Linked DNA regions of Mus musculus: regions 1, 2 and 4 are each linked to region 3. The links are chromatin loops, found by intact Hi-C in ENCODE. Cell type or tissue: heart. All regions are shown on one strand. Region 1 has its middle 16 kb from the start of Gm41062. Region 2 holds the start of Il6st (interleukin 6 signal transducer). Region 3 holds the start of Map3k1 (mitogen-activated protein kinase kinase kinase 1). Region 4 has its middle 38 kb from the start of Gm15326.

Region 1 (8,000 bases), 280 kb before region 3:
GGTTTAAGTAGTTCATACAGAATTTTTGGCCAAAGCTCTCCGCAGAAGCCATTAAGGTTTTCATATTTGCTGCTTTTACAATGTGAAATTTTAAGTAAAGGTTCAAAAACAGACCTAAAATAAGAGCTGCTACAGCTCCTGAATGCTGTGTGGGAACTACATAGAGTGTCACAGGGCCCCAGTTGCTCCAGACTAAGGCTTCCCAACTTCTGTGCTGGGTTTCCCAGCCTCTCCCAGCATCTTCTGGACCCGGCCCCAGGGATCTCCTCTAGGCAGATAAGGAGGCTGCCTTATCTGGTCCTTACAAGGTCTCCTTTCCAGTGAAAACCACTCAGAAATTGGTTGCAGACCAGGGACTGGATTAGAGGCCAGAGCCAGGGCCAGCACCTCTAAGTAAACAGAAGGGTCACATGATTTATCGGGTGATGAGTGTTTGCTGGAAGGCATGTGGCGTGAGGTTACCCTCCAGTCAGAGGGAGAGAGAAGGGGGGAAAAAGAAAACAAAACCTCCCACTTGCTTTTGTTTTTGAGGGAACCGCCTCTCCTGGGTGAACACTCAGAGGGAATGTGTGTAGGGGGTTGGGGTGAGCTCTGCCCAGTGTCTGTGGACAGAGAGCGGTGGTGGTGGAGGCTTTGATGGAGGGGAGGGGCTGAACTGGACAAGCAGTCTGGGAATGCAGGGGTCTGTCATGAGGAAGCGGTCTCCTTCTAGAGGCCACTTTCCAGATGTTTCCTGGAGTCTTTTTGGATGGTCTTATTTCCCAGGTTTTTCCCTTGCCTGGGTTTTCTGCTGGTGATACCCCACCCCCAACATTTGATTGACAGCTGATGATAAAGCCTTTATTTGAAAAAAAAACAAAAACAAAAACAAAAACAAAAACCAAACAAACAGAAAAAACCCACTTGCCCAAGGCTTTTGGAAATACTAGGTGGGAGCAGAAATGGACTGCAGGAACAAGAGTGGGAAATAGCAATAGGGCCTCCAGGAGAATATGGAGAAGACTGCGCAGGTCTCCAGTGGGTGAACTTTTAAATTCATGACTTGCATTTCTAGAATTCCACGCACTAAATACCCACTCTTAGGAGTACCAACAGTTGGTGAATTTCCTTAACATTAAAATAGCTTCCATAAATCAGGAACAGAACACTGACATCTTAGTCTATAACTGGGCCAAAGATATGAGGGACACACAGTCCATAGATTAAAAAAATGCAAATGGTTCCTGAACCCATGTGAAGATGATGAACTAAACTCTGTTAAGCCAACTTAAAATTATTCTTTAAAGATCGTTGCCTCGCTCCCAAGAGAAAGGCCAAAGCTACTAGATTACTTCTAGGAATGCAATAAAATGAGCTTCAGGGTTGTGATCCTGTCCTGGGTTTAATCTGTGGTGGCCACACAGTGTGTTTCATTTGTGAAGACTTTTTAACTACGAACAATAGGCTTTTCTATAAATGTCTCTATTACAATTATTTAATATGTATATTGAAGTTATATTTTATCTTATAATAGTGATAAAGATAAAAATGAGAAATTATATATATACATATATGCAGACATACATGAATGCATACATACATGAATGCATACATACATGCATTGAATGCATACATACATGCATATATACATACATATATGACAGAGAGTAGAGAATTGGCAGTGCCATACATGAACAAGGATATAAATGGCACAGTTTCTATGGAGAACAAACAGGCAATCTTCTTCAGCCCAGATAGTTGATAGAGCTAATGTGCTCATTTAAATATTATTATATCTTATTTTGTGTGTGTGTGTGTGCATGTGTGTATGTGTTCCTGTAGAAAACAACTTGCAGAGTTGGCTATCTCCTTCTACCATGTGGGTTCGGGCATTGAGCTCAGGTCGTGAAACCATCTTACTGGATCTAGGATAGTCATTTAAAGAGATGGACCTAGTAAACCACAGTACATATAAACTAGAATGCTGCCAAACTACAAAGGGAGACTGGAAACTCAAGAGTTTGATGGCAATAGAAAAACCTCCAAACTGTATTTCTATTCAAGCAGAAAAAGCAAGGTACAGAAAAGCCTGCTCAATTGCTTAATAAATAAGAGGGGGCAATCCTGAAGGGGAAAAACTCTGCAAGAATACACAGGATGCTGTCAAAACAGTCAGAAACAACTTTCCAGAGGGAAATAAATACAACCAAGACAAGGACTTTCGCTGTTTTATTTTCTGTAATTTTTGAATTCTGAATCACACGACAGTACATTCTAATCAGTTAAAAGCACTTAAAATTGTAAGACTGTTTTCTGTATATAATAGCATACATACACTGTACATAATATTGCTTAATATATGTATTATATATTACATACTGTATATATTAGACTCTTTTCACACTTTCTGTCTCTTTCTGTGCCTCTCTCTGTCATACAAGTTTAACAATAGACTATAGCCATCGTTAGCTACTTTCTGTGGTGAGCAAAGACAGCTCTACATTAGGTCTCTACATTAGGTGGACACATACTATCGTCAGAAATGTCCAGCTGGGAAAACCACAGCCACGTAGAAGGGAAAAAACCAGATCTGGGCTTATTTTGCTGACTACTCAAGTGTCAGGCCCTTGATCATGTATTACCATCACCTACCAATTACTGAGAAACTTTTTCTGCCCGTTCAGTATCATTTGCTGAATAGCCGTATCGTTCACTAGATGTGGGTCTGTCGTGACCCCTGTATCATTTTCTGTCCTTTCCAGTTGCTCCCTGAATAATCTCTTGTTTCCTTGTTGCTGGGCAGTAAGTCGGTTTATCCTCCCCTCTGCTGTGCTATCGTCTGCATCTCTCTAATGAGCCTCATCCTGTATTTGACAGACAGTTTCTGTTTTGACAAGGTAAAATTGATCAGTGAATTATACTCGTGCAAAACATCTACACACACACAAACCCACTACAGAGAAAGATTCAAGTGTTGTCCACTTCCTTGCAGATAATAACTTGGGAAGCAGTTTTAATGGGCAGATGAATTCTAAATGGAGGTCTCTGTTTAAACTTCACAGTCCATAAATAGACACCAAGTGCAGACATCCTGCCTTTTGACCTGACTTTTGCCACTGGAAGCATTTAGGAGTACACTAGTATTTCTTTGCTCTTCTGTAAATGAGACTGGGTTGGTATACACCCAGTAAGATGGCTAGACAGATCCTACCATGCTCATCTGTCCCTGGGACCCTATGGAGAACCCTGACCAAGCCTTTGGAGCTCATTGGCTTTCGGTAGGACCCGGTTGAATTCTGAATTCAACGACTCCAGAGCGGATGTTTCTTGTGAGCCCGGCTCAGGAGATAGGTAGCGTGAGAATATGAAGTTGCATTTCCAATTTTCATCTCACAGACTTAAATAGATTCTGGGGGAAAAAAAAGACAAAGACTGTAGAAATATTCAGATTTAGTATCAGTAACTTGCAGCTTAAAGAAAGCATGACAACCCAAGATTGTCTGGGAACGTGCACCCTGTGGTACTGCTATTCTAACTGCAGGGACTGAGGGGGAGCACTGTTGGGACTGTTATAGACCTACCCTTCAGCATAGAAGGGACACACGTCTGCTCACCTGCCATGCCTCAAAGTCCGAGTTCCAAAGTTAAAGACATTTAAGCTTTCTTTGAGAAGGAAAATGACACTGGAAATCCTGTGCTAAAGAGAACAGAAGCCCTGAAAACTGTCCGTGGGAGCCAGTTTATGTGCCTTCAGTATATTCCCTAAAAGGGTCTCAGACCACCTTCCCTCAAAGTTAAGAACCAAACTGTTTCAGCCCAAACTTCTTATTTCGTAGAAGAAAAGAACACGCAAGCCAAATCTTTAAACAACTTGCCAAAACCCCAAACAATATCCCTCACTTGCCAGAACAGCCTTTAATTGAGAGCGGGACTGGTTCCTGCCAGTACTGGGGAGAGACCCTACTTGCAGGCACTGCACAAAGCTCCAGCCCCTGCCTTGCCAGTTCTCCCTCAGTGTCCAAATTAAATTTAGAGAGGAAGACGCGAGGTCATGGGAAGGGTCCTTGCTTCCTGGAGGTTTCAAATCCCAAATGGAGGCTGGAAACTGGTAAGGGATCCTCCTTGGGAACTTCTGAAAAAATAACTCATTTGAAAGTATCCCGATGCCAAGAAAAACGTGACCCTGTCCCCCGCCCTTCGGCTCTCCCCACAGCCCTCCTTCCTCCTGGCAGGTAACCTGGGCTTCCATGGTATTCTTTCAGCTTCCTCGGACCTCCAGCTGAGCTTCCCGTAGGGAGGAGGGATACAAAAGGCATTAGCCTGGAAGGACTGGTTTTACCATCTCTTTTCAGACCGCTGTTTCCTCTTTGGAAGACCACGTGTTTTCCTTAATTCGGTTTCCTGTTCCCCATCCTGCTGTCACCTCATCTTTACCCCCCACTTCCAGCCCAAGCTGGCAGATCACTCAGCTTCTCAACCAGCCACACCAGTGTTTCCTTTCCGCCTTTTTTATTTAAAAAAAAAAATGAATTTCCTCTTCTGACTCCTCCAGCTTAAGGACCCCTCATCTTTGTCCGAGTGCCATAGACAGTAGGACTCGTGAGAAGAAGGCAATTTAACAGCTCTCTCAAGCCTTTCTTTGGACTTCATTCACTAGCCTCTGATTTGCTATCTGTTTCTCCCACTTCCTGTTTCCTAGGGTGCATTTGTGTTCACTGTAGCATAGACTCAGATAGCCAGGTATTAAAGGTACAATATGTAGATGCTCTTGAATATCAGAATAGAAGAAATTGTATAGAGAACTATGAGATTGCAGGAAGGCAGAAACACAAGAAGAGCTACTGTGAGGTTTGTGTTTCAAAGAATTTAGAACTTCTAAATGAGAGTAAGAATCACAAAGTGCAGCTACGTCTTGAAGTGTCAGAGGAAATACCTGTTTTTACTGAACCAGTGCCATGCAAATACGTATGCACAACATCGTCGTCCCTCATCCTCGTGCGAGGCCCAGGTGAACGGCCATGCTCAAGCTTCCACCCTCATCCCCACAAGGAGCCTTACAGGACAACAACGCCAACAGGAAGCAGAGAAGCAGACAGGGATGTGACTGTGAAGACAAATCTCAGGCAACTAAAGTAAAAATCTCCTCCGTTTGTCAATTTGAAAAGGACCATGCAGCTCTGGGAACACAGGCTGGAGCTCCCTCAGGTAAGAATCCTAACGAAGAGACTTCACCCGCTGCGTTCATGAGGTTGTTTGAGAGATCTGGGGGGCTCAAACACCCAGTAAGGTCCAGAAATTCAAAGTCAGAACCAGAAGTCCAAGGCGAGGCCCAGCGCGGGCCAACTTGAGGAAAGTGCACACTGCTTCATTCTGGGTTTTCTGTCTCCCTCTGTATTCCTAAACAGTCTCCAGCCCGTTTCTTTTCTATTCTGTTTGGTTTGTTTTTTTTTGTTTTTTTGGGTTTTTTTTTTTTGTTTGTTTGTTTTGAGATAGGATTTCTCCATATAGCCCTGGTTGCCCTGGAACTCACACTGTAGACCAGGCTGGCTTCCAACTCAAGAGATCTGCCTGTCTCTGCCTCCTGACTGCCGGAACTAAAGGCTCATGCCATCACCACCTGGCTCAACTGTTTCTCTAAATGGCTGAATATCTTGATTCTCTAAGGATTTTTCCATGTTTTCTCCACCCCCCCCACACACACACAAAAGATGCAATTGGGGAGGAAAAGTGGTTTTTTGTGTGTCACCACTATTGAGTGTGGGGTTTTTTGGTTTTGTTTTTTTTTTGAAAGCTTCAACATTGAATTTTCTGGGTCTCTTCAGCCACATGGTGAGAAAGAGAGTGGGAAAAGTAATAGGCCTTCAGTCCTGGACTGTGATCAGAGAGCTTCGGGGTGTGTCTTAGTTAAGCTGTCTATAGCTGTAACGAAACATCATAGCCAAGAAGCAAGTTGGGAAAGAAAGGGTTTATTCAGCTTACACTTCCACATTGCTGTTCATCACCAAAGGAAGTCAGGACTGGAACTCAGCAGGGCAGGAACCTGGAGGCAGGAACTGATGCGGAGGCCACGGAGGGGTGCTGCTTACTGGCTTGCTTCCCCATGGCTTGCACAGTCTGCTTTCTAGTAGAACCCAGGACCATCACCCCAGGGATGATACCAACTACAATAGGCTAGGCCCTCCTCAATGACCACCTTACAGCTGGACTTTATGGAGGCACTTCTTCAACTGAGGTTCCTTTTTCTCTGATGACTCTAGTTTGTGTCAAGTTGACACAAAGCCAGTCAGTAGAGGGTGGAAGGGAACAGGCAGAAAGGAATCACATTAGTGGGTGTTAGCCCAGGTTTCCCCTGGGAAACACCTTATGACTCTCCCTTCCCTCCTGGTACTCAGTGTCCTCTACACTCGATTAGCACATGAATCTTCTCATTCCCACTATAACAACCATGTGCCCTTGTACCCCATGCCTGTGCCCTTCACACAGAATGGTAAGAATAGAAGGAACTTTGTTGGAGACATTATTAAGTGAAAATGGTATAAAGAAAGGAAAATAATTAATTTCTCACAGTCAGCAAAGTGGCAAGGAGACTGGCATGATTGGGTTGGCTATCCATGAGATGCCAGGATCCCTTCTAACTCAACACATCAGCCTACTTCAGTTCCTACTTAGCAATGAGCATTCTTTAGTATCTGCTCTTTAGAACTATTGATCAATGCTAATCCTGTGCCACACCTGTGCCCTTAGTAGGACACAAGAGTCAAGCTTTTTCTCAAATACATTCATGCACCAAGTCCCCAGCCCTGCCCCACCTTCATCTTGGCTCAAAATATATGGAGAATGTGTGGTCATAAGCCTGAGAGGTAACCAATGTTCCAGTCATCTCGACAGAAGGAAAGTCCAGAGTCCATGAACTTTCACGTGGTTTCCTTCAACATCAAGTCCACACCGGGGAATTCCAGCCTTAGGATCCCATGAACTCACTTACAAACAGCCCCTCCCTAAGCCAGGACACTGGAAAGAGACTATATTGGTCCTATAGTGTCTATTTGTGTCTAAACATAGACATGAATGAGAACTGAAACCTTGAGGCTGATAACAATACTTTGGATGATTCTTTTCAAGACATTATCAGCAGGAAAATCTAATGGACTGCTCATTTGGGGTGTGGAGTGGGATAGGAAGGGAGGCTAGAGGCTTGAGAAAGCAGCCAAGATGCAAAGCCAGAGACACCATCTGACTCTTACCCTGTTCTGAAGACCCTGATTGACTTCTAATAAGGTCTGTTTTTATTGTGAAAGGAAATCTTTCAGGGGGAATATTTTTATAAATTAGGTCAAACCAATAGCCTGTGTGATTGGAAAACTTGAGGTATTTCAGTGAGTTTTGAGAATACATAGGTAGAGACTATATTAAAATAGAAGACCTAAGTCTTGAGCTAAGGGTCACTCAAGGGGAAAAGGAGATATTTCCCTTTCTGTTTTGGTCACCTATTTATTATTGGTGTTGATCTAATCCACCCCTTGTGAGTGGACAAGCCTTGTTAATTGCAGAGACTGCTACATAAGGAAGCCATTCTCATACTCTGAGTCTCAGATAAAAATCAAGAATTGGGGAAGAGGCTGGGTGGTAGCGGCTCACACTTCTAATCCCAGCATTTGGGAAGCAAAGACAGGCAGATATCTGGGAGTTTGGGGTCAGTCTGATCTACAGAGAGTTCAAAGACAGCAGAGGCTACACAGAAAAACATTGGGGAAACAAACAAACAAACAAACACACAAACACACAAACAAAAGAAACAAGGAAGAAAAAGCACAAACCGTAGCTACCAACCTTATCTGTTTCTTTCTACCTCTTGTCCCAGTGAGAAAGTCATGGGAGGCTCTGAGCAAACTGGCCGGCTCATGTTTTCCAAAGACACCCAGAAAGCAATAACCAGAGATATCCCATGAGAACATTGGATGGTTGCGTGTGCCCTGTGAATGAAATGGGGTTGGTTGACTACGACAGTAGGGACCTATGAA
Region 2 (8,000 bases), 660 kb before region 3:
GACTTTTCTGTTACAATCTCATCCAGACTTCTCGTCTGTCTCGATGCACTGGACTGATCACAGCACTTACCACAGCTCCCAGCCCCTCCTCTGCCACAACCTCCTCCTGGACCTGAGCACAGCACAGTGCTGCACTCCCAGCTCCTGTCCTCCCAGAGCGAGGTTCAGAAGCACTGTTTAAAAGCCAGCACCTACCAGAGAACCCAAGAGCTGCTTTCATCACCTGCACTGTCCAACCGCTCTCCAATGTTCAACTTTATTTAAAAATACCAGCCGGGCGTGGTGGGTGGCTCACGCCTTTAATCCCAGCACTCAGGAGGCGGAGGCAGGCGGATGTCTGAGTTTGAGGCCAGCCTGGTCTACAAAGTGAGTTCCAGGTCAGCCAGGGCTACACAGAGAAGCCCTGTCTCGAAAAACCAACCAAAAAAAAAAAAAAAAACAAAAAACAAAAAAACAAAAAACAAAACAAAAAACCAATAATAGAGAGGACAGCATAGTTGACAAAGCTCTTGCTTACAATGTGGAAAGGCCCTTTCACAATGTTCCACCCCCAGCCCACCACATAAATAAAACTCTATGCTTAGATGTCTTTCTCTCAAACCATCATGCTATTATTCGGGAGAAAATTACAAGCAAGTTGGCTTTTTATTCCAATTATGCTGAAATGACTCTTTTCGTTTTCCAACTGCAAAGCAAATATTTAAGCTCCTCATTTTGCGTGGCCTCAGCATCAGGTCTTACCTTTCACAGTTCCCAGGGCAGCCACATCTAGAGGGTGAGCTCAGGTTACCACAAACCTCCAGCACACCTTCTTGATGGGAGTGTGTGCCTGTACCCGGGCTATAGTTTGCTTCTACGGTGCCAGTGCCCTGCTGACTCTGCCTTGTTCCACTGTTTATAACCCAAACGGACATCTCTTCTGTGGGATTTCCCCCACATTCACAGACATCTGTGTTCCCAGGGCCCTTTCAGAGTTCCCTAAGAGGATTCACCGTGTAGCACTGGAGTTACACAACTTCACATGCTGAGACTCTTGAGGCACTTAGGGAACAACTAAAAGAACGTTTAGTTTGCACATGTATGTCCGTATGTAAGTGCTACTGACAGAGAATGTGCGTGTATGCAGCCTGAAGGTGCACCCAGGGCCTGGCACATGCTAGGCATGCACTCGACTACTGGCTACATTCCCAGCGTAAACATGAGCTTTAAAACACCTAATATAGTCACTTTACTCTGCCATTCATATATTCGGTATGAAAAAGAACGTATTACAGTTAAGGGCTCAGACAGAGCTCAGGAAATCTATGTATAAATATAGAATCTGATAATAACGTGTTCGCCTTTGTATAAAAGGGGCGAGTAAGACCTACTATTTAATAAGGCTTTGAAGGGCACATGAACATAAGCCAAATGTTCTGTGACTGACATACCAAGTTGCCTAAGCAGTAGATAGTAAACTGAATATATTGTGGTAACGGCACATGGTAGTCCTTTACTTTGTCCCATGGTCCCGTTCTAGCCGCAGTTCTACATCCGGATTTCGATCTCTCTAGTTTCCTCTTTACCCAAACCTTAACCAGGTTCCCAGGCTGACCTCTGGGAACCCCACTGAATATTTCAATTCCAATCCCTAAACACCCACAGTACTTTCTGTATCACTCATTATTTCATTGAAACTACTCCCGTATCCGAGTAGTTTTTCACACAGTTTGTTTACCCGATTTTGTAAACTGAAAAACCTAGGTGCTATCTCAGGCATCTTTTATAAATTCCAGAGCAGGCTGAATGCTTACTAAAATCATCTCACCAGAAACCTCACCTGTGATCAATCCACGTTTGCAATCAAAGATGAGGAGAAAGCTTTAAGAACTTCCTGCTTCCTTAGCAGACAAGTTGCAAATGTACCAGGGCCAGGTGAAGCAAATGTGTGGCAAAATGACACCTGAGATCACTTCCAGGGAAAACCCCTTCCTGCTCCCACTGCAGGGTTGTGGACAACACTCAACTCCCCAGACCAAACTGTAGGAATGCGATAAGAGATCCATCAACACAACAGTTTGTAGGCACAGGCTTTGGAGCCATGTTTTTTGAGCCTGTTCCCTTTTCTAGAAGGTAGATATTGTAACACCCACTTCATAGGTATATAATAATCAGTATTCATTCTAGCACTGAACTGAAATGCCACATTCTCTTAGGAAAAACTATTTCAAAATGAAAACACAAAGTCATAAATAAAACAGAACAAAATGCCCAGTTACATAAGAATGTTGCTTTAAATGAGCGGGTAACAGTATTTGTAATATTCTAAATCACTAATGCCAACAATACAAATTTCTACTATAAAGTTTATCCTTAGCTGACCTTTCCCCCACTGTAATTTTTTCTCTCTCTTTCTCTTGTGAGTAGAAGCAAATGAACACACACACACCCCACCCCCAGAAACCTGTGGAAAACAGAATTTAACCGACTAGCAGATTAGTCCTACAAATGTAGCATTCCAGATCAGAGCTCAAAAATAATTCCCAATGATAAATATAAACACAAACTTGGAAAATTAAGACGATGACGATCATCCCCTGATAATGTGTCAGTAATTTCAAATTAAGAGTCGTTCCAACTGGAAGCTGGCAGTCAGTCAGTCACACACGGTCTAAAAGAGTTTGTTTACAACACTGACCAGACCAAAGATTTTTCAGAAGATTCGCGCTGACATTCCAGCACTCACTGACTACTTTTAAGCAGTACAGCTGCTGTAATGTCCAATAACTATACAAATTAAGCCAAAACGAGTTTCTTCTTAATGGAAAAATGACAAGAACAGAAGTGGACCAAGCCCTTTATATTATGTTTGCTTTGAGTTTCTGAATTTTGGTTGTTCATCCAAAAGAGAGCCCCCTGCCAGCTGGAGAAGGGGACACGTTTACGCTTAGGGGAGGAGGTGAAAATCTAAAGACCGATGATGGGCTTGCTCTCGGGATGTAAAGGCACGCGGGATTTATTAGGAAGGGTACGGACCGAAGGGAAAGTTAATATTTATAAACACTGGACTTTCATTAACGCCTAAATGTTAAGATGTCTGGGTGAAAAGTTCGCTCTGGATTAAGAAACATCAAGAGCAGGGAACGGTAGCATTTCACGGGACACAGAAGACCACACTTTCTAGGGCCATGTCCAGAGTAGGATCAGGGAGCACGGCACGGGAACTGGAAGAACGCAGGACGCGGTCACCCAGGACGCGCGATCCCGAGAGGACTTTGGGGCGGGGGCTTCGGAACTGTGCGTCAGGAACGCGGCTGGAGAAGGCGGGTGACAACATCAGGGAAGTCGGAGCCCGGAGCGGGGAGGGAAGGAATGCGGGGATTCCCAGGCCAGCCCGACCAGCTCCGGGCGTGCGCTCGGCGCCGGTCCAGCCCGGCCCCGCTGGGCCTCGGGTGCCAGGTGGCGGCCGCTCCAGGCAACCCGCACCCTCCCGCGCCGGGGCCCTGTTCTTCTCACCTTCCGGACGCGAGCCTCGCCGCTCCTGAGCGTCCCTCAGCCCCGCGGATCCCGGCCCACACCACCGGTCCCTCAGCGGAGCCGCAGCCCGGATGGCTCGAAGCTCTGGCCTCCCGACCGCACACGCCACCCTCCGTCCGCCGCTGACCCGGGCTCTCCTAGCTCCGCCCCCCACGGCCCCGCCCCCCGGAGCCAGAGACCGCGAGCTCATTGGCTCTGGTCAGTCTCGGAGCGCGCGGCCATTGGCTCCGGGTCGCCGGAGACGAAGGGGCGGGACTGCAGGCCTCTGCGATTCCCGTAACGCGGCTCCCGGCGTCCGGGATTCCGGAGGCTGAGCCTGGTCGCCTTTCCTAGACTAGATCGAAGGCTTCCCCGCCGCACTTGGGTGGGTGGCCGGAACGGAAAGTTCCATTTTCTCTAGGGTAATGGGTCGCGGACAGCAACCCAGGTGCCTCCCGCGACCCCTCTCCCCGGACCTCGGCTGTCTCCCTGGGCTGTCTTCCCCAGAGGGCCTGCGAGCCTCCGGCGACTGCTAGGAGGCCCTTGGGACTCTGGAGGCAAGGGAACTCCCTGGGGACAGGGCAGGACTTAGTGGCCCTGACTGTACTCGCCCATAGTGACCGCTTCGGACCCAGGCTTAAGTAAACGAACCTTGCTACTGTGCAATTTTTGTTGTTGTTAGTAAATGAGTTTGGGTGTCATTGATTGATCCGTGAACTGGTGACCTGCCAAGAAACTGTTATCTTTTTGCGGTTTGAGTCGCCTGATGTGTGATTAGAAATACCAAGGAAAAACCTATTTCATTGTAATCCACCACCCTTCCCTTGATTGGAAAACGACCTTAAGGCTGCAATGTGCGTGAGTGCACGTGTGTGATGTGTGTATGTGTGTAGTGTGTATACAAGCAAGTTGAGAAACTTAAAAGATAAGGGATGTGTAACTGTAAAGAAACACTCCAATTTGCATTGGTTATCTTTTACTGAGCACGGAGCCCGCCCTTGGAGTGCAATTGATATAATATATAATCAGTGTAACTCCACTGATGGAAATTGATTTTCTCATTCCCAACATCTACCTTTTGTTTTGCTCTAAAGGAGACAAATGACAGGAAGCTGGACGGATGGAGGGGTGTGTGGGAGAAGTTGAGGGAACAGCAAAAAAAAAAAAAAAATCTGGTAAAAATATACTGTATACAATTCCCAATAAAAAACTTTTAAAAGTGAAGAAATGACTCAAAAAAAAAAAAAAAGAGAGAAGGCTAGAGACTTTTGGAAGAAAGGCTAACATAATGATTTGCAGAGCAAACAAATACCCATTAATTAGTCATTGTAAAGTTCTTTGTTATATTGACAATTCAGATGAGATCAAATGGATCAAACTGCAGTCTTGCTCTCTGCCCCTCCCTCCCCCTTTTCTTGCCTCTGTTGCATCTCTATACCCCCAGCTCTGAATTATGACCCCTTAGCTGTTGGTCAGCTAGTTTGAAAAAACACTGCCAAGGGCCTGGCTAAAAGAGTCTCAAACACACTAGTGGTTGATGTGCTGAAGCTAAAGATGTGTTTGTCTCTTGCTCAGGGTGTGACAAGATCGAATGGAGGGAAAAGACTTGTAAGGGCCTTTGTTCAATTGAAGACCTTACAAAGGTGCTTAGTAGGTCTGCTGAACGACTATTTAAATGCAAATCCTACGGTTGTTACTTCCCATTGCTGTGACCTTGGAAAAGTCTTGAGTTTCTTCATCTGCAAAATGAGGAGGACGGTTCTGACCTGCTAAGTTGCAAGAATGAACTTATTTAAAACAGCGAGAGGGTTTGACGCACTGTTCAGTAAATATCAGGTGTCCTCGAATGACTCCTCTGCCATCGCACCTCAGTAGACCTTTCTGCATTACAGCATTTATTTAAAAGTTTGTTTATCTGAGGTGGTTGTGGATAGAAGGAGGTGAATGTTTTATAATGGATTCACCTGCCTTGGACCATGGGTGGGGAATCCGAAGGCCTATACTGCCTCTCTCGCATACATGACTTATCACTTTGTCTGTATTGGCTCAGCTCAAGCCTTGCCACACAGCAACTCACACTTTGTGAGAGTGATTAAAATCCTGAGCAAAGGGACTGGAGAGATGGCTCAGCAGTTAAAACGCCTGATGCTCTTGCGGAGGACCCAGGTTCAATTCCCACCACCCATCTCAGGTGGCTCACAGCCAATGTAAGTTCAGTTCCAGGGAATCCAACAATCCTCTTCTGATCTCCAGGGACCCCTGCACATACATGGTGCACATAAACTCACAAAGGCACACACAAACATGAAAAGAAAAAGAAAACCAACAACTTTGACAAACAATCCTAAACAGAAAAGATAAATCAATGCTTGATGAAGAATTTTCAGAACTGCAAGACACTAAGAAGGACGCACCCACTCTGTGGAAGTTGCTTGATTTTCCAGACCCCTCTATAGAATATTGGTCCGGAAATAACCCCTTTCTAGTTAAGAGTTAATCACTAGAAATCCCCATTGAACATTGCAATGTATGGGTTTTTGTTTTGTTTTGTTTTGTTTCCCGTTGTAACATCTTGTTGGTTCTAAATATGGTTGATAATAAGTACCAGTTGGTGGAAGAGCGTATAGGGAGAAGACTGGGTAGAGGAGTGTCATATGCCCCACCTTCCTTCTGTGAGTAGGACAGGTGAGCAAAACTAATGACACATGCTCTAGGATGAAGGTGACAAATGTGGAAGACAAACTTTACCTGCTTTGGTCTACCTAAATCTGGCCCTGACCGGGATAGCTGCATAATTCCTTGTCTGTGCCCTGGAATGTTTCTGAAACTCTGTGTCAGTCTTGTAGTTGGTCACCCGCCCTAATGTCATCTAATGAGTGCAGCCTCCTAGTTGATGATTCATTGACTGCTCTGAGCTCACCATTTCTCATCCCTTTCCAAAGATCATCAGCTTCATTGTATATGCAAGCGGTCCACAGGTAAAGCCACGCCTCCAGCCCAGTCAGCTAAAGAAACGATGCCATCTCTCCTAAACCTGGGGCTGTGTTTCCTTCTCAGTACCTTTAGCCACCTACAGCTGTAAGCCTTTGTGCTCACTCCCACGGAATCTGCAGTCAAGGTGACGTTGAGACTTTGTTCTCAGAGCTGATCAGTTGTTTCCTACCTGTTCTCATCTTCCTAAGCAATGAGAAACTTATAATCAGCCATTTTAGCAATACTCTCACCAGGGTCTTCAGTTCCCTTGATCTTTGGCCGTATTTGCCTTATCAGCCTAGTTCCTAACAATGTTCTCTTCCCTTGGACGGTACCTAGTGCTTATTCTTAGTGTTGGAATCTATGTCATTATTCTTGGGAAGGGTCAGGAGTACCACTTGTGAGCATCCTTGACTTTTCTTTCCCATGTAGGATTCAACTACTGTTGATATGTAGCCATTTCCTCTGTACCCTTCTGTCACCCAAAAAGGAAGGTCCTTCTCACACACGCGTGCGCGCGCGCGCGCGCGCACACACACACACACACACACACACACACACACACGCACACACACACACGCACACAATGTTCATAAGGAATATTATTTCACATTCAATCAAACTTTTCTTAAGATCTGCGTCTGGAAACTGACATTATTACATCAAGCATTGGGCTATTTTGGGGGACATGAATTCCAGGAATTAGGGAGGTGCTGATTATTTCAATCTGTTCTGTTTATTTCCTCAGTAAACATTTACCGTCAATTATGTTCCTGCACTGATATATGTCTAGAAAAGAAACATATATTTTTTTTTCCTCAAGGGAGTAAAAGAATAACACGATATATAAGTAAGCAAATACTCATGATATCAGTGTTATGATATCAATGTCACACTGTAGCAAAGACAGTAAAGGGGTGTTTAGGGAGCGCTCCTGCGTGAACACCCCAGGAACAGGGTTTCCTCTGCCTCGTTCATATGCCCATACTCCCCTGGGCAGGTTACACAGTCACAAAATTCTCTATGCTAAAATTAGATCTTGTCCCCTTCTTGAATGTGAACTTGAGACTGTACTGGTCAGAGTACAGAAAAGTGGCCCTGGGTGGACTGGGGGCTTCCACTGTGGCCTCTGAGAGTGTGGAGATGCCCCGTACAAAGTCCAGGAGCTCAGGGGAGCATGAGGAGAGAGCTGAGACTATCTGGAAACCGAAAGTGGTCCTGTTGATCTCTGTCTTGCTGCTGCCCCTGCTTTGGACCAAGAACATGAGCGGGGTGTTTGATCTTACTGAACACACACAGACTTTCCTGCTCTTACAGAAACAATGGCTTCATTAGGAAAATGGAGACTTCATATTTTCCTGCTGTCATTTCTCAGCATGTGTTAAGGAACTTTATCTTTGGATTGGGTTAAAATGTCTGATGTTGGAGTGACTCACTTGAGTTTCATTTAAAATTTGATGAGTACATTTTGGCTTTGATTTATTAAAAAAAAAACCCTATACATACTTCTGCCATTTTTTCATTACATATTT
Region 3 (8,000 bases):
ATGAATTATTTTGAGCTAGTTCAGGCTTTTGTCTAAATGCTGGAGAGATCTTTCCTTTCTCTGTAAGATGAAAACCCTTCTTACCCCTCCCCCCACGCCTCATGTCTTAATGTTTCACAAAATAAATCTAGAAATCCTGGGTTCTGAGAGATTGTCTATTCTAGACAAAGTGGCTAGGGGAAAAAAAAGTGGCAGAGGCGGGTGAGATAGGGACGACAAGGCAGCTTTATCCCGTTGAAAAAGGGTCGAAGGGGGGAAATCCCATATACGTATACTGCTTTTCTATCTCCAGCACATTTTCTAGACTCTGGGGCAGGAGAAAGGCGAGGGACGCCGCACAGGGCAACCAGGGAGCGGCGGCGGGAGGGAGGTGGGGGACCCGGGAACCGGCCTGTCACCTGACTGCCAGGAAGAGGGACGTGCAGCTGGGAGCATCTGTTGGGGGTGGGGAGAGACCTGGTAGAAGATGGCATGATCCAGCGCTTCCTGGCATAGCGCTGGCTCCTTCCCCAGACGTGCTCTCCCGCTTTCGGTTGGAGCCTGCCTTTCCAAGACGGGGGAGTAACCTCTGGCAGAGTACCCGGGTTGGTCCCTCTGCGTAGCCGGGGGAGTGGGGGGGAGGGTGTCCCAAACCAGCAGCTTCAGAGGTGCACAAGGTAGCGCAAGAAATCTTAAGTAGTGTTATTTGTGACACGAGGGCGGGACAAGAGGTCTGCTTTCCTAAGAGAAGGCTTCGCGTCCGCCCGTCTGCGGCAGGCGACAGTCCCGGGGCGCCACCTGCGCTTCGGGCGCGGGCCGGGCCGGTGCGCGCGGGGGCCCCCCCAGCAACCGCTACTAAACGCGTGAAGTGACAGACCGTGAGTCCTCCGGCTTGCGTCCCCTTCCAGAACCAGGGACTCACGCTCGGATTACTGCTTGCTCAAGGGTGGGCGAGCTCCCGCCGAGCCGCTGCCCCGCCCGGTCTCGCACTACCTGGCGGCGGCCTGGTTGCAGCGCACAACGCCCGGCGCCCGGTTCCCCGCATTGCCCCTGCCCTCCCACCTGCGCCGCGCGCCCGCCCGCCGCTCCGCGCTCCCGGGCCCCGGCCGGGAGGCGCGGCCCCGCTCGCGCCCGCGCCCGCGCCCTCGGCAGCAGCGCGCGCCCGCCCACCCGCCCGCCGCTCCGCCCGCCCCCCGCGCTCTCCCCGCCCCCTCCCTCCCCCGCAGGCACGAGCGAATGTAGCCCGCGAGAGAAAATGGCGGCGGCGGCGGGCGATCGCGCCTCGTCGTCGGGATTCCCGGGCGCCGCGGCGGCGAGTCCCGAGGCGGGCGGCGGCGGCGGAGGAGGAGGAGCTCTCCAGGGAAGCGGCGCGCCCGCAGCGGGCGCGGCGGGGCTGCTGCGGGAGCCTGGCAGCGCGGGCCGCGAGCGCGCGGACTGGCGGCGGCGGCAGCTGCGCAAAGTGCGGAGTGTGGAGCTGGACCAGCTGCCGGAGCAGCCGCTCTTCCTCGCCGCCGCCTCGCCGCCCTGCCCATCTACTTCCCCGTCGCCGGAGCCCGCGGACGCGGCTGCAGGAGCGAGTCGCTTCCAGCCCGCGGCGGGACCGCCACCCCCGGGAGCGGCGAGTCGCTGCGGCTCCCACTCTGCCGAGCTGGCGGCCGCGCGGGACAGCGGCGCCCGGAGCCCCGCGGGGGCCGAGCCGCCCTCTGCAGCGGCCCCCTCCGGGTGAGCGGCGGGCCGGGGCCGGGCGGGCAATGAATGAAGCGAGCGGGGCGCGCTGCTCCCGGGGCTCCGCTCGTTGGGGGTGGGGGGGGAGCCCGCGTCCCCGAGCCCTGAAGGTCGGGCGGCGCCCGGGACGGCGTGGGGACGGGACGGGAACGTGCGGGAGAGTTTGTTATTGTTTGCGGACATGTGACAGGCGTGGAAGCCGCGAAGGTGCGGGGCTCCCCGGGCCGGGTCCTGAGAGCCCCCGCGGCGCGAAGTGAGTTTGGGGGGCTCGGAGCGCGAAGGTGACGGCGGTGGGTCTGCGCGCTGTGACAGCCTAGAGCCCCTCGGCCCCACGGGGACGCGCGCCCGCGGGCAGGTACCGGGCCGGGCTCCGGCGGCGCGCCCCGGGCGGCCGGGGGATTCCGGGGACTGCGGGGGGGGGGGGCGCCTGTCAAAGCGACGCAGGCGGACGCTGCGGGCTCGCGGGGCGGCCGGGTCTGCGGGGACTCCGTGGCTGCCCTCGCTGCGTGTCCTTGGGAATTCCTCCCGCACCTCGGGGGCTAGAGCGCCCGGTGCTGGGAGTTTGAATCCGGCTTTGAAGTTAGCTTTTGGCGGAATGCTGTGGGATCCAGGACCGGATGTGTCAGCCATTCAGCTTCAAAGCTGTGGGGACTGCGCCCCGCAGCCCCGCTGCGTGGCGGGGACAGGGACGGTGCGGGGCTGCCGCTTTGCTCGCAGGGGTCTTCCGGTGCACCAGAAGTAGGATGTGCGTAAGATAGTTTACACCAACGGCTCTTTGGCCTCGCCCTGTTTTGGCTACTGGAAAGTTTTCTGTTAGAGGAAATTCTTTTAAGTATATGATACTTAAAAAAAAAATCTGATGAAAATACACAAAAGCATAAAATCTTGATGGATGTGTGAAGTTGCTGGATATGTTTTCGTCATCGTCACCCTGTGGCCCCCCGTAGAATTTCTTGACGTTTACTGTGGGTGGAGAGTGTTTTATTGTGTGTCGAATCTGACAGTAGGAATCCTTGGTTTCGGTTAGTTATCTAAGTAATTTGACCCCCTTTTGTGCTCTGGATTGTTTAAAATCACGGTCCGTTTATTACTTGGAGGTCGTTTTCCCTCCTCCCAACCCCCAAGCCCAGTAGTAAAAAGTGTGTTGACCCCTGGCTGTGGCAGGATTGGGAGGAAGGTAGGCAGTAAGCAGCCCCGATGCAGCTTTTCTGTGTGTGTGCCCTGTGTGCACTTGTACACGTATCTTCCTCTAGGGTTTCCTGTTTCTGTGCAGATTAGATTAAAACTAACCAGAATAATTCTTAGGTGGCAACTCTTACTACAGATCAACTACAGATGAAAGAAAAAACAGTAACTCAAACTTTGAGGAATTAATTTTATCTAGTCCTGTGAGACCTGATTTTTTTTTCTATATGATAATACAGTTGGCCACACTTAAGCATTTATAAAGTCAATATAACCACCTATGAATATACCATGAGCAGCAACTGCAAAAATGACATATAGAACTTTAGTGTTGCCTCTAGAAATCAGAGGACCAAGGTGAGGGCAGGTAGAATTGAATACCTGAGTAATCTGCTTGATTTTTGCGCATTCTTCTCTCTCTCTCTTTATCTCTTTAAGCAGTGGCTTATAATTGTAAAAGCTGTCTTTAAAATAAATACTGCTAGCTAGAATTCTGTTGGTGCACCTCAAATGTTATATGTGATAGTTTCATTTGCTGTAAAATATCGATTGTCAATCCTTTTGAAATAATACTAACACCCCCCCCCCCCACACACACACACACCCCGCCTCCAGTTTTTGTAACTGGTTTGAAATTCATTTCAAATCTGCGGGTCTAAAACTTATATCATGAAGAAGGGGTTATCCAGAAATGTTGTTGTGTTTTGGGTTTCCTGTTGTGATGTTTTATTATTTTCTCATTTAAAATCTCGGGGAAATGATTATACGGCATGTAGAATCTCAGTTGAACAATGTGGTTCCCTTTTCAAGTAGCGCACGTTCATGCTTTGAAGAGGAAGATCTAATGCTGATATTTTCGGTTTGTTTTCAGTAGTAGTAGAGAGCCAAAGACCCCTCTGCATGTCTAAAGACCTAACGTATTTTTCTTTTGTTTTTTTTTTTTGTTTGTTTGTTTTTTGTTTTTTTTAATCCAGTTTCTAAACGTTGGATGTAGAAATTGAATGTTTAGAAAATACACATTTATAAAAAGATAAGCTATGGGAAATTCATTAAAGTCAAAGATTGCATGTATGTCTGCCCTCTCTCCTTCAGTAAAATAACTCAAGCCAGTGAAAGTTTGTCCTGTAAGTGGCGCCCAAGGGTTTGGGATTTTTTTTTTTCCCTTATGCCACAGAATAGGGGGCTTTTCCTTCCTAGTGACTGTCTTTGAAGAAAAATTACAGTGCTGCTCTGCATTGAACAGGCTGTTGTGAGGTTGGCAGATATAATTACTCTGTCCTATTTTTGTAGTTTCAACCAAACTATCAATCACTTTGCTGCCCCGTGAAAGAGCAAGCTATGCTGGGCCTGTTAGTGTTAGCCTCGTTTAAAACTAGCGATATTTCATAAGCCACCTCTGCTGCTCGGGCCTCAGTTTCACTTCCTTTTAGAAGCTGTTAAGCTAAAAATACCACTCACTGATCATTTGCTAGAGGGAAGGCATAAAAACATTAATAATAAACCTAAAAATAAGTCCTTTCAAACTGTGAGTTGGTGATTCTCTAACATCATAGATGTAGCCCCGGAAGTTAGCCCTGAGTGAATTCCTGAGCTCTGGGACTTAGGGTTTCTCTCCAGGTTTTGTTTTAAACTGGGTAAGGAAACTACTGTATTTTTAAAAGATTAACCTTATTAAATAGGATTCTGGAAGAGAAATATCAGAGCTAGAGTGGTTGCCAGCTTTTGTTTTCTCTTCATATCTGATCTTGGCAAGAGTGACTGGTTAACCAACATTCCTTAATATGTGATTTCCAATACACTATAATGACTCCATTTTGTGAGATAGGCAAACAGGAAGGAGCCCCATTGATTGATGCTTCTGTTCCTCTCCAAGTGTTGCATGTTGTGGAAATGGTCACTGACGTGTGGGCCTGAAGCTTGCAAAATGTGCAGAGGAAGGGGGAGAGAGAGAGAGAGAGAGAGAGAGAGAGAGAGAGAGGCTACAGTTTGCCTAGGAGGAGTCTGCTACCCTGTCCTTGACCCTGCTGGCCAATTCCAAAGGAAGAAGTCGTCAGGGAGAATGGATTATTCTGAGGAAATCTGAGGGATGTTCCAAAATGCAGTTAGTATTGCCTCTGCATTCTGCACTCGGGGCGCTTCCCTGAGCTGAGGGGAAAGCTGTGTTAAAGGAAGTGGGAAAGCGTGAATGGGAAGGTCTTGGTCCATGGCGGGCACTGCTGACCCCGTGCCTGCACTTTTCAACGTAGGATGATTTGTTTGTATCACGGGTGTCACATGCATCCTTTAGACTGGCCGTCTTCCTTGGCCCTGGCCTTTCTGTATCTTTAGTGAAAAGTTACAGTTGCTGAAAAATGTCAAGGGAACTGGTAAAGCCAGGAGGAGGTAGACAGACAGACCCTAGCATGAGCAAGGCCTTGGGTTTGATTGCTAACATATATGCAATATTCAAAACATAACAATGTCTTTCAGGCATATCTTGAGAGTATTTTTAGTCATGAAAAAGAGTCAGGACCAGAATTCAGGCAAATGACTCACCAGAAGCGGGGGCGTTAGTCTGGTACCCTCTAGACCACTAAACGTAGGAATTTTACCTATGGCTTAAAACACACTTGGCGGGTGTATGCTTTTAATACAGTTAGCTTCCTTGCCTTCTGTGCGGCTGACAGATTACATAGATCACCTTGTTTAATCGCCACTGCCGCCCTCTCAGGCATGGTAACTTGTTTGGGGAGGTAAAAATTATTTGGATGTAGAGCCCCCCCCCCCCCCGCCCCCCATGAACACTCAGCCACAGAGAGGAGTTAGGACTCGACCCAAGTCAGCCTGCCTCTGTTGCCAGCGCCTCTCATTAGTTTTTGCTGTTTCTATTTTTGTTTTCAAGTTAATTATTAAATTAATTTATGAACTTTAAGAAGGAAGTTGCTCTGTAGGAGTCGTGAGAGGACGGGCGCGGACTCTGCCCTGCCTGTACAGATCTGACACATTCTCTAACAGCCTTGCGTGGGCACAGGCATTTTACAAGTAAATACTATGTATGCCACACACACACACACACACCCCAAACCCCCTGCTCTGGCAAAGAGGATAAATGATTAGTGTTGAAAGTTTCTTAGATTTGTGCCATATTAAATCATAAGTGAAAGGAGACAAAGAAGCCCGAATAGTGTTCCCACTGTCTTAGATTTCATTCATTCAGTGTAGATGAACTTTGCGAGACAGTGGTCTGGCTGATCAAAAAAGGTCACTGGTACAGAGCCTGGGTTTCAGTTGGAGGATGGTAGAGTGACCGTGTTTTGTGATCCTATGTTAAGTGCAGAGTGAGAGATCGAGAGAGATAGTGAGAGAAATGGGGGGGGGGGGGAGAGAGAGAGAGAGAGCGCGCGCAAAATCAGTCCTCTGAACCTCACCTACAGCCTTAGGTGAATACATCCGTACCTTCCTAGCCCCTGAGGCCAGTTTTAAGTCAGTAGCTAGGAAAGCTGGCTTTGCCCCCTGCTTGGTATTCCTGCTCCTTTCCTCTGGTTGTTTGCCCTTCTCTGAGAAGAGAGGCACGCTGGGTTTGGGCAGCCTCAGCCATAGTAAACAGATACAGATCTGGTTCACACTCTGCCCGCCCGCCTGCCTGCCTGCTCTTATTAAGAGAGATGGAGACAGAGCTGCAAGTTCAGGCATGGCTTTTTTTATTCTCTTGTTCTAAGAGAAAATTAAAACAAGGGTATGGGATCCGGAAACTCAATACCTGCCAACACTGGTTTTAAACCTGGGCCCTTATTATTTGTCAAAGCAGCTCCTGATAGGAAAACAACTCGAGGGAGCGCAGGACGTGTTCCAGGGCGTGGAGTGGTCCGGTTAGGCTGTTTTTCTCTGCACCCCAGTTAATGCAGGTGCGTGCCGTGGAAAGGGTACTCAGCTCCAGCAGCATTTGAGTTGTTGGCTTGATACTATAGCCATTTGGTATTATAAACTTAGATGTGATGCGTTGCTTGGCAGAATTTTTAAGTCTTAACCGGGTGCACGGTTTAAAGTGCATGGCTGTCAGCTGGGAGTTCCTACTGTGGCCGTTGGACCTCTTGAAGGCTCGAGGAAACCCCTGGAGCCACACGGTACCAAATATACTGTCCTGTAGTTAGGATAAGAAGTCAGTTTGTCACCTGCGTGCCTATCTGTCCCGGGTATGTGTGGAGTAGGAGGGGGTAGAGGCTAGACTGTATAGGTGGGCGCTTTGCTTCCTGGTTGGCCCAAGAAATCATTAACTGATAGGTTATGATGTCACCTTTAAACAGGTCGCACAACATCCTGAACACTAGTACCAGATTGGGAATTGTAATTCCCAGCGTTGACTCTTCGTGTTTTGTACATCGCTTGGTATTGAGCAGAAGTGTGTTGGTATTTAGTAAGTAGTCATTGAAAATTCTGACATAGGATTTAAAAGCTATGATAATTAGCATATTTCAGTAACTTACAGGTAGTTATAACTGGAGCCATATGCAAAGTGTCAGGTACTGAGAAAGTGAGCTCTGGCGTCTAACGTGCCTGGTGACTCTAACGTGCCTGGTGACTTGGGAAGATGGTACAGCTTTCTGCACACATTAGCAGTTCTTCCTTGGAGATTATCTCCAGCCTTTGGGACATTAGAATTAAGTCTTCAGAATGGCTCCAAGCTTTCCCTATTCTGTCTCCTTGCGCTGGCCATTCAGAATAACTCTGGAGTTTGTTTTCCTGGTCATGACCTCCCCAGGACTGCAGACTGCACCAGAATCAAGCTGCTATTCTTCCCTAAACCAGTGCCAGCCTGTTCCTGCTCACTAAGTGCAGAAACAGGACCTAGGACTCCTCCTGGGCACCTGCCCACCTCTCCCTCAGCCTTGTTCACTCTCCCGTCATTTGCCACCTGCCTAGTCCAGGCAGCCACCCTGTGGACTGGAGAGCAGCCTTTTGCATCCTTGTGTCCTCACTTTTGCCTTCCCAGACATGTTATATGCCTGAGAGCCATGCAAACCTCACCTTAAATGCAAACCTCACCTTAGCTTCCTACCACCAGAAAAAAAGGAAGGAATTCTATTAAGTCCAAAAACTTGCTAAGGTTTTCATTGAATTACAGACCAACTGAA
Region 4 (8,000 bases), 100 kb before region 3:
GTGTGTGAACACCCTCCAAGGAAAGAGCTGTCACCATAACCCTAGGACCTAACCCTTTTCAGGTGAGATGCCTATCAGCTTGGTCTCAGACCAAGGAACCAGAAGGGTCTGCTGTGGTATCAAGGTCTTTCCAAAATCCACACTAAAACCCTACTCCCAACCTCCACCAAGGTGACAGTACAGGGAAGTGGCTAGTTGGTCACTTTTAAGGCATGGAGGCAGAGCCTCCTAGAAGGTGCCCGCCCTCTGAGCAGGGCTCACTGGTACCCTTTGTGTCAACACTGTAGCCTCCAGATATACTCCTGTCCTTTATAAACAACCTAGGATTCTGCCTGGGCAGTTTCCTGTCAGCTCCTTAACATTTTAGTATCGTCAGTGTGGAAAATGCCCGTGAGGAATGGCATCCTCTTGCCTGTGTTCCAAAAAGCACAGATCCAAGTTAATAAAGCAAAAGCTACTCTTACTACCTCATTGTCAGAAAGAAAAATAGAGGCCTGGGGGGAAGGGGGGACTTTCTAGAGCTCACTGAGTTGTACATGGCAGAGTCAGAGCTAAAGCCCAGGTCTCTCACCCACCGTCCAGTTCTTAAGGTCAGGAGCTGATGAGAAGTTATCGGAGGACAGGGTAGTGCACATCTGAAATCTCAGCACTTGGCACGCTGAGGCAGGAGGATCCTGTGTTGGAGGCCATGTACATTATAAGTTTACAACCAGCTCAGGCTACATACCTGTCTGAGAAGGAAAAATAGCTTTCTGAGAACAAACAACTTCTTCCCCCTCCTGAGTCTCCTTCACAGCCCATAGACTGAAGACCTCCCCTGGAATTCATGTTGGAAACCTAATCTCAAAGTCACATGCTAATAGCAATTGGGACCTTTGGGAGGCAATGAAGGTGAAGTGAGGTCACCCTGTAGGTGCCACCACACCAGGCCCTGGTTCTGTGACAGAACTTCCTGGGACCTCCGTTTACAGTCCTGGGGCCTCCTGTGAAAATAATTCCTTTGCTTTCGTGGTCAGGGAAAGGGGGTTTGAAAGCCACTCTTGTTTCACTTGCCTGTGTTCTTTTAGACAAAAAAAAAAAAAAAAAAAAAAAAAATCAGAGAAGAAGAAAGTTAAAATATATTGCCTTTTGAAGAAAGAAGGCAAGAAGTGCATAACACTAGATTTAACATAATTAAAAGAGAAATGGAAATTTTCAGGCAAGTCCAAAATATCGATCCCTCAGTGACACCCAGATATTTGATTTTATGATTGACTTTAAATTCATTATAGAAACCACAGACAAGGAAACTGATGGCAGAAATCTCCATTTACACTTGGCGTTATGTCTTAAAGGTGAGCTAAAGATAGAAATTTCTCATTTTTTTTTCTTGCTCTTAAGCATCAGGAGCCTCTTCAGATCACAGCAGAGGAACCTCTCTGGGACCTCGGGACTTGCCTTTCCCAAGTGTTTTCAGGTTCAACTCAGAGCAGCAGCAAAACCCTGCCTGCCTGTGTGCATCAAACTCACTCTTGGTGGGGGGGGGGGGGAGGGAAGGGGGGTGCTTTCCAGCCTCCTCAGCAGGGCTCCTGGGCTGGACCCCACCGAGCAAGCAGGTTTTATGTTGTCTATTTATTTTTTTTTTTCTTAGCTTAATTGTGTCTCTTTATTTGAAGATAAAAGATTTCCCCTCTCAAAATCAGACTTTCTGGCAGCCTGCGCAAAGACCTGGGTGGATGAGATGTGGGGTTTAGAGCAGAAGAGAGCTCTGTGCAGATATGGTGGCTCCAGCTGGGAATGCTGGGACCACTGAGGAAGACGTTGTCGTTCCACACCTTGCGTGCCAACAACTCAGACACACCCAGCTTTCACACTTCAGAAACGAGCAAAAGAGAAGTGTATGTCACTATAGAGCGGCTTTCAAGTTTACCATATTTGCTTTTATTTTGGCGGTCTCCAACTCATTCTCTTCCCACTTGTCTGTGAGTTCTCATCAGAGATAACTCACACTCAAGATTCCTGGGATATGAGGAAACAAACCTAAAGCTCATTGTCAAATGTAATGAGACTTCGGCAAATATTCAAATAGGCAACTAATGACGATACATAATATATCTGTTTCCCTGGCCTTCTTAAAGAGTAGAAAACTAACTCAAACTTTGTACATGTACTTTATCCGCAGTTGAGTTCTGAATCTGTTTGTGCCTGCTTACCCCTCCTGCTAAAGTTAAATTTCACTTACTCATTAGCTGCCATACTGGTTTTTAAACTATGATAGATATTTAAACAAAATCACCTAGAGAGAATATTAAAATTCAGAGTCCAGGACCCCACCCTCCAGAAGTCCAATGGGGTTAGATTTCCAGTTTCCCCCAGAGGGTGCTCAGCTGCAGGTCTCAGGACCACACTCAGAGAGCTGCCCTACACCACAGGGCAGGGCCCTGCTTATAAATGATGGACTACTCTGCTTGCTGTCTTGAGGTCAAGAGCTTTGAACACATCTTAGGGAAATGGCAGCTTCTTTACATACTCTTAATGTTACAGCAGTTGCTGGTTTCCTAGCAATACTAGGATAACGAGGAAAACTCTACAAACACCTGTTTCAGTGAATTGCTACCAACAATAAATGAAAACACTGAATCCATATAGTAAGGGGCTTGGATGATGCTGGTATTGCTATTACACATCCTTTCCAACTACATCAGTTCAAAGCCAGGGTCTTCCTTTTATTTCTCCCTTAGGACCCCACCGTCTCGTAAGCTGTGCCACATATGTAATGGATACTTGAATAAATGTTCCCTGAAGGAACAGATGAAGACACAACTGAATGCATATTCAAATGTCACAGAATCAAATAGGGCGTGCAGGCTTAGACTACAAGTTATAAAGGTCTTTTAAACCCAGCACAAAGCCACATTAAAATTTGGTCATTTCTACCTATCCTAAATCAGATAGGGGACTAATATCCAATATATATAAAGAACTCAAGAAGGCAGACTCCAGAAAATCAAATAACCCCATTAAAAAATGGGGCTCAGAGCTAAACAAAGAATTCTCACCTGAGGAATACCGAATGGCAGAGAAGCACCTGAAAAAATGTTCAACATCCTTAATTATCAGGGAAATGCAAATCAAAACAACCCTGAGATTCCACCTCACACCAGTCAGAATGGCTAAGATCAAAAATTCAGGTGACAACAGATGCTGGTGAGGATGTGGAGAAAGAGGAACACTCCTCCATTGTTGGTGGGATTGCAAGCTTGTACAACCACTCTGGAAATCAGTCTGGCGGTTCCTCAGAAAACTGGATATAGTACTACCGGAGGATCCTGCAATACCTTTCCTGGGCATATATCCAGAAGATGTTCCAACCGGTAAGAAGGACACATGCTCCACTATGCTCATAGCAGCCTTATTTATAATAGCCAGAAGCTGGAAAGAACCCAGATGCCCCTCAACAGAGAAATGGATACAGAAAATGTGGTACATTTACACAATGGAGTACTACTCAGCTATTAAAAAGAATGAATTTATGAAATTCCTGGGCAAATGGATGGACCTGGAGGGCATCATCCTGAGTGAGGTAACCCAATCACAAAGGAACTCACACAATATGTACTCACTGATAAGTGGATATTAGCCCAGAAACTTAGGATACCCAAGATATAAGATACAATTTGCTAAACGCATGAAACTCAAGAAAAATGAAGACCAAAGTGTGGACACTTTGCCCCTTCTTAGAACTGGGAACAAAACACCCATGGAAGGAGTTACAGAGACAAAGTTTGGAGCTGTGTCGAAAGGGTGGACCATCTAGAGCCTGCCATATCCAGGGTTCCATCCCATAATCAGCTTCCAAATGCTGACACCATTGCATACACTAGCAAGATTTTGCTGAAAGGACCCAGATAGAGCTCTCTCTATGCCAGGGCCTAGCAAACACAGAAGTGGATGCTCACAGTCAGCTATTGAATGGATCACAGGGCCCCCAATGGAGGAGGTAGAGAAAGTACCCAAGGAGCTAAAGGGATCTGCAACCCTGTAGGTGGAACAACAATATGAACTAACCAGTACCCCGGAGCTCTTGACTCTAGCTACATATGTATCAAAAGATGGCCTAGTCGGCCATCACTGGAAAGAAAGGCCCATTGGACTTGCAAACTTTATATGCCTCAGTACAGGGGAACGCCAGGGCCAAAAAGTGGGAGTGGGTGGGTAGGGGAGTGGGTGGGAGGGTATGGGGGACTTTTGGGATAGCATTGGAAATGTAAATGAGGAAAATACCTAATAAAAAGTATTAAAAAAAATTGGTCATTTCTCTCTCAGAGTCTAAACTCAGAGATGATTGGCAAAAATGGTAATTCCCCCATGTAGTGCTAATAGGTAGCCTTTATGCATACTTATTAGATCCCAGGTACTATTTCCTGTATCCTGTGTCTATAAAAACCTAGAATAGCGTCTGTGTTAATGTTAAACCTCGGATTGATACAACAGTCAGAAAATTGTATATGACTGTCCCGATGGCGAATCAAAAAAAATGGTGACTTCTGCGCACAAAAGTATTTTCTCTCAGGAAAGAAGGAAGAAAGAAAAGGAGGGAGGAAGGCAGAGAGGGAGGGGAGGAAACCTTCCAGTAGGCAGGTCAAGGCTTGGCGCTTGCATGACTCAGCAAAGTTTGTCAGGCCTAAGGTCTCTTCTACCTCTGTGCCACAAGCTCGACTGACACAGGGTTTCTCTGCAAATTGGCCTGGAATCCAGCAGTATTACACCCGAGTGCTGCCTGCCCTCTTATCTGTTCTACGGCCAGAGTAGAGAAACTGAGCAGCAAAGACAACATCAGCCCACCTCCACCCCCTCAGTCTAAGAAGTCTTCCTGGAAGTCCCACAGAACACTCTAATCAGCCAGAGCTTGGTCACAAGGCCACGCCGGGCTCAAGAGAAATGTGAGCTTTGAGCTGATCTCCTGGCCGCCCCAGAAATCAGCTTCTGTTAGTTAGAAAGAGGGGAGAGACTTAGCTGTCTCTAAGAGCTGGGTCCCAGCTCCTGGGCCGTCTTCATTCTCTGCTCCCTGGTGAACGGCGGACCCCAAGTTAGGCATTTGTTAAGCCAGCTCCTGGGAGTGTACGCTTCAACTCCTCCGTTTTTCCTATCACATACTCTGTTGGGGTAAAACAAGGAATTTCAGCACGGCTCAGCTTTGGAGAAAGCAGCTGGGCTGGCAGCAGGGCCACACGCTGAGCAGATGCTTAGTGTAAAATTGGATCTCGCACGCTGTGAGGATGCTGGCGGTAGCGTTAAAAATAAACGTCTCCCCACACTCTCTGCGTGGTGATTATAGTATTCAGCCCTCAGAGCAAGGGGGTGGTGAGCAAGCAGAGGAGAATGAGTTCAGGGTGACACCTCCTTCAAGGGACTCCGGTGGCATGCTCTCTTCTGCTGCTCTTTCTTGTTTCCAAGCTGGAACACCGCTGTCATTTTTACCTAGCTTTCCTAAGCTAAATACTAAAGCGTGTGTGTGCGAGTCTCCAGCGACAGCTTTCCCAATGGGCATGCTCCAAGCCATCAGCTAACCTGGGTCTGCTCTTTCTCCCATCCCAGAGACTCAGAAACAAAAAACTCCTAAAAAAAAAAAAAAAAAAAAAAAAAGCCGGGCATGGTGGTGCACGCCTTTAATCCCAGCACTCAGGAGGCAGAGGCAGGCGGATTTCTGAGTTCGAGGCCAGCCTGGTCTACAAAGTGAGTTCCAGGACAGCCAGGGCTATACAGAAAAACCCTGCCTCGGAGGAAAAAAAAAAAAAAAAGCTTGGAAAGGACCGAGTTCTGAAGCGATTGGATCTGTGTGTCCTTTGTGTCCATAGACAGTTTCCCAGCAAGGTTTCAGGTTATGCGGTTAAGCTTTTGGTTTGGTTTGGTTTTTTATTTTTCAAGATAGGGTTTCTCTGTATAGCCCTGGCTGACCTGGAACTCACTCTGTAGACCAGGATGGCCTCGAACTCAGAAATCCACCTGCCTCTGCCTCCCGAGTGCTGGGACAGCTTTTGTAATTACAACAGAGAGACAGTCACCTTTAGAATGGGTAGCTGCAGCGCCCGAACACTGGGCTGTATGGAAACCGGTGGCATTGCCTGGAGCCTCACATTGCCTGGGAGCCTGGGTAAGGGTGGGGTGTGAGGGGTTAGTTGTGCAAAACTGGGTTCTGTTGGAGGGAGACAGCCAGTCTTCAGAAAGGCAGGACATTATACCTGTGTGAAACTGATTTCTTGCCTCCCCCCACCCCGCCCCCCCGCAAGGAAACTCCACAGGAACACTTCCAATTCAGCTGATGGAAAAAGTCGCTGTTGAGTGAATTTACTCGAGGAGCTGTAAGGGAGTAGGATTGATAGTGCAGGGCCATTTGTAGGAGTCAGAGAGAAAAGACACAGGCTGTATTAACTATAGGGTGAATCGACTCAGAGGTTTAAACTGTTCTGTGATTCCCCTTTATGGAATTTAGTGGAGCAGAAGAAATTGGGGGCTGGGGAGGGGGGCTATCTTAATCCAGCCACTGGGCACTCTGGAGTCTGTTGGCCCCTGTCTGACAGGTTCTCCTGTCTTCATAAAACAGGAACTCTTTTCAACTTCAAAGAGTTGGTTTGGGGGTTTTTGTTTGTTTACTGTTTTTGTTTTTAGACAAGCTCTTACATTTCCCAGGCTAGCCTCAAATGACTTTGGACTTCCGATCCCCCTGCCTCCACCTCCTTCAGTACTGGAATTACAGGAATGTCCCAGGAGACTCTAAGTCCTAGGGATCAAGCTCAGGGCTTTATGCATTTGAAGCAAGCCACCTGCCGAGACACATCCCCAGCCCTGGGAATGATCTTTACATTTGAGTTTCACATATAATGACATCCTCTCTAATAAACACCAATTTTAAAAGTGTCCCATTATGATAAGAAGTCACCTTTCAAACTGAGCCTCGGGTAGCAGAAGGGCTATACAGGTGTGATTCAGATCAACCTATGTTAATGGCGTCCTCCTCGTTACGTGGCCTGGACGGAATTGTGTCGAAATGACAATGAAAGGTTTGATTTTGGGACAGTCGAGATAGCTTAGTCCACGGGAGACACGGAAAACATACCACAAAGATGGAGGAGACAGGCCACAATACAAGCAAGCAGGCAGTATGTACCTATATGGTTGCTTCTCTTCGCTCTTGCCTGTGGATGTGGTATGACTAGCAGCCCGAGTTCCTGCCTTAACTCTCCTCAGTAATGGACCGTAACCTAGAATTCTAAGACAGATAAGGCCCTGCACAGCCTATGCTGCCGTTTAATCGAGTATCTATTAAACAATAACAGAACAGAGAAGAACAAGACTGTGTAGCCAACACCTTTGCTTGTGAGAATTAAGGATTATCACACAGGAAAGTCAAGATACCCCTGAAACCTACCCATTGTCTTTCAAAGCTCTGCTCTACTCCTTCCAAAAAATCTATAATGGCTGAATAGAGGGAAATAATAATAATAATAATAATAATAATAATAATAATAATAATAAGCAGAGGAGGTAAGGGTTCAGGGGCAGAAAGGACCCACAAAAGGTTCAGGCAGCCCACTCTAGATTTAAAAAAGAATTTCACGATTACATGCTACCTTAGAGATGCACATATTTGGAACTCTTATTCTACTGTATATTTATATTTGTTCTATCTTAATCGGGTAGCATGTATACATGTGTGTGTCTGTGTCAGTGTCGTGTGTGTGTGTGTGTGTGTGTGTGTGTGTGTGTGTGTGTGTGTGTGCACATACCCATGTCTATGTCTATGTGTGTGTGTAAGCGGGAGGTTACCTTCAGGATCATTTCTCAAGTCCCTTGTTTTGTTTGGAGCTATGGTCTCCCATCCGCCTGGAACCTGACAAAACAGGATGGGCTAAGCAGCGACCCCCAGGGTTCTGCCTGTCTCTGAGGCCTTCTCAGCACTGGGATTATAAACTAGCACGACCACTCCCAGATATCTTATGTGGATTCTAGGGGACTGAACT

Evidence for each region. Hi-C counts contacts between places; a loop is a spot of excess contacts. Peaks named below come from ENCODE experiments on the same cell type or tissue, not always from the same donor. Only the 100,000 strongest peaks of a DNase experiment are listed, where the experiment ranks them.
Region 1: it touches region 3 in a loop (2.3-fold over the local background); 4 of 42 quality-filtered maps call a loop at or near these places.
Region 2: it touches region 3 in a loop (2.3-fold over the local background); 2 of 42 quality-filtered maps call a loop at or near these places.
Region 4: it touches region 3 in a loop (2.2-fold over the local background); 5 of 42 quality-filtered maps call a loop at or near these places.

The regions. Positions count from the first base shown.
Region 1 is chr13:112,081,003-112,089,002 of GRCm38, reverse strand. No RefSeq gene overlaps it. Among named protein-coding and RNA genes, the nearest start is that of Gm41062, 16 kb to the left of the region's middle. In heart, no CTCF peak of the experiment used is centred here; DNase peaks (open chromatin) are centred at 352 and 4,272; H3K27ac peaks cover 2,036 bases.
Region 2 is chr13:112,459,746-112,467,745 of GRCm38, reverse strand. Il6st (interleukin 6 signal transducer) reads right to left here and starts at 3,676. Exons shown (of 17, transcript NM_010560.3): 1 at 3,496-3,676. In heart, CTCF peaks have their summits at 3,456 and 3,655; DNase peaks (open chromatin) are centred at 975 and 3,705; H3K4me3 peaks cover 3,072 bases; H3K27ac peaks cover 2,785 bases.
Region 3 is chr13:111,802,204-111,810,203 of GRCm38, reverse strand. It overlaps Map3k1 (mitogen-activated protein kinase kinase kinase 1), which reads left to right and starts at 1,211. Exons shown (of 20, transcript NM_011945.3): 1 at 1,211-1,701. The coding sequence starts at 1,235. Gm15327 (a long non-coding RNA gene) reads right to left here and starts at 1,066. Exons shown (of 3, transcript XR_382912.2): 1 at 457-1,066. In heart, CTCF peaks have their summits at 906, 2,944 and 4,015; DNase peaks (open chromatin) are centred at 473, 1,243, 2,143, 2,323 and 2 weaker places; H3K4me3 peaks cover 3,370 bases; H3K27ac peaks cover 3,817 bases.
Region 4 is chr13:111,902,292-111,910,291 of GRCm38, reverse strand. No RefSeq gene overlaps it. Among named protein-coding and RNA genes, the nearest start is that of Gm15326, 38 kb to the right of the region's middle. In heart, no CTCF peak of the experiment used is centred here; a DNase peak (open chromatin) is centred at 4,821; H3K4me3 peaks cover 904 bases; H3K27ac peaks cover 1,653 bases.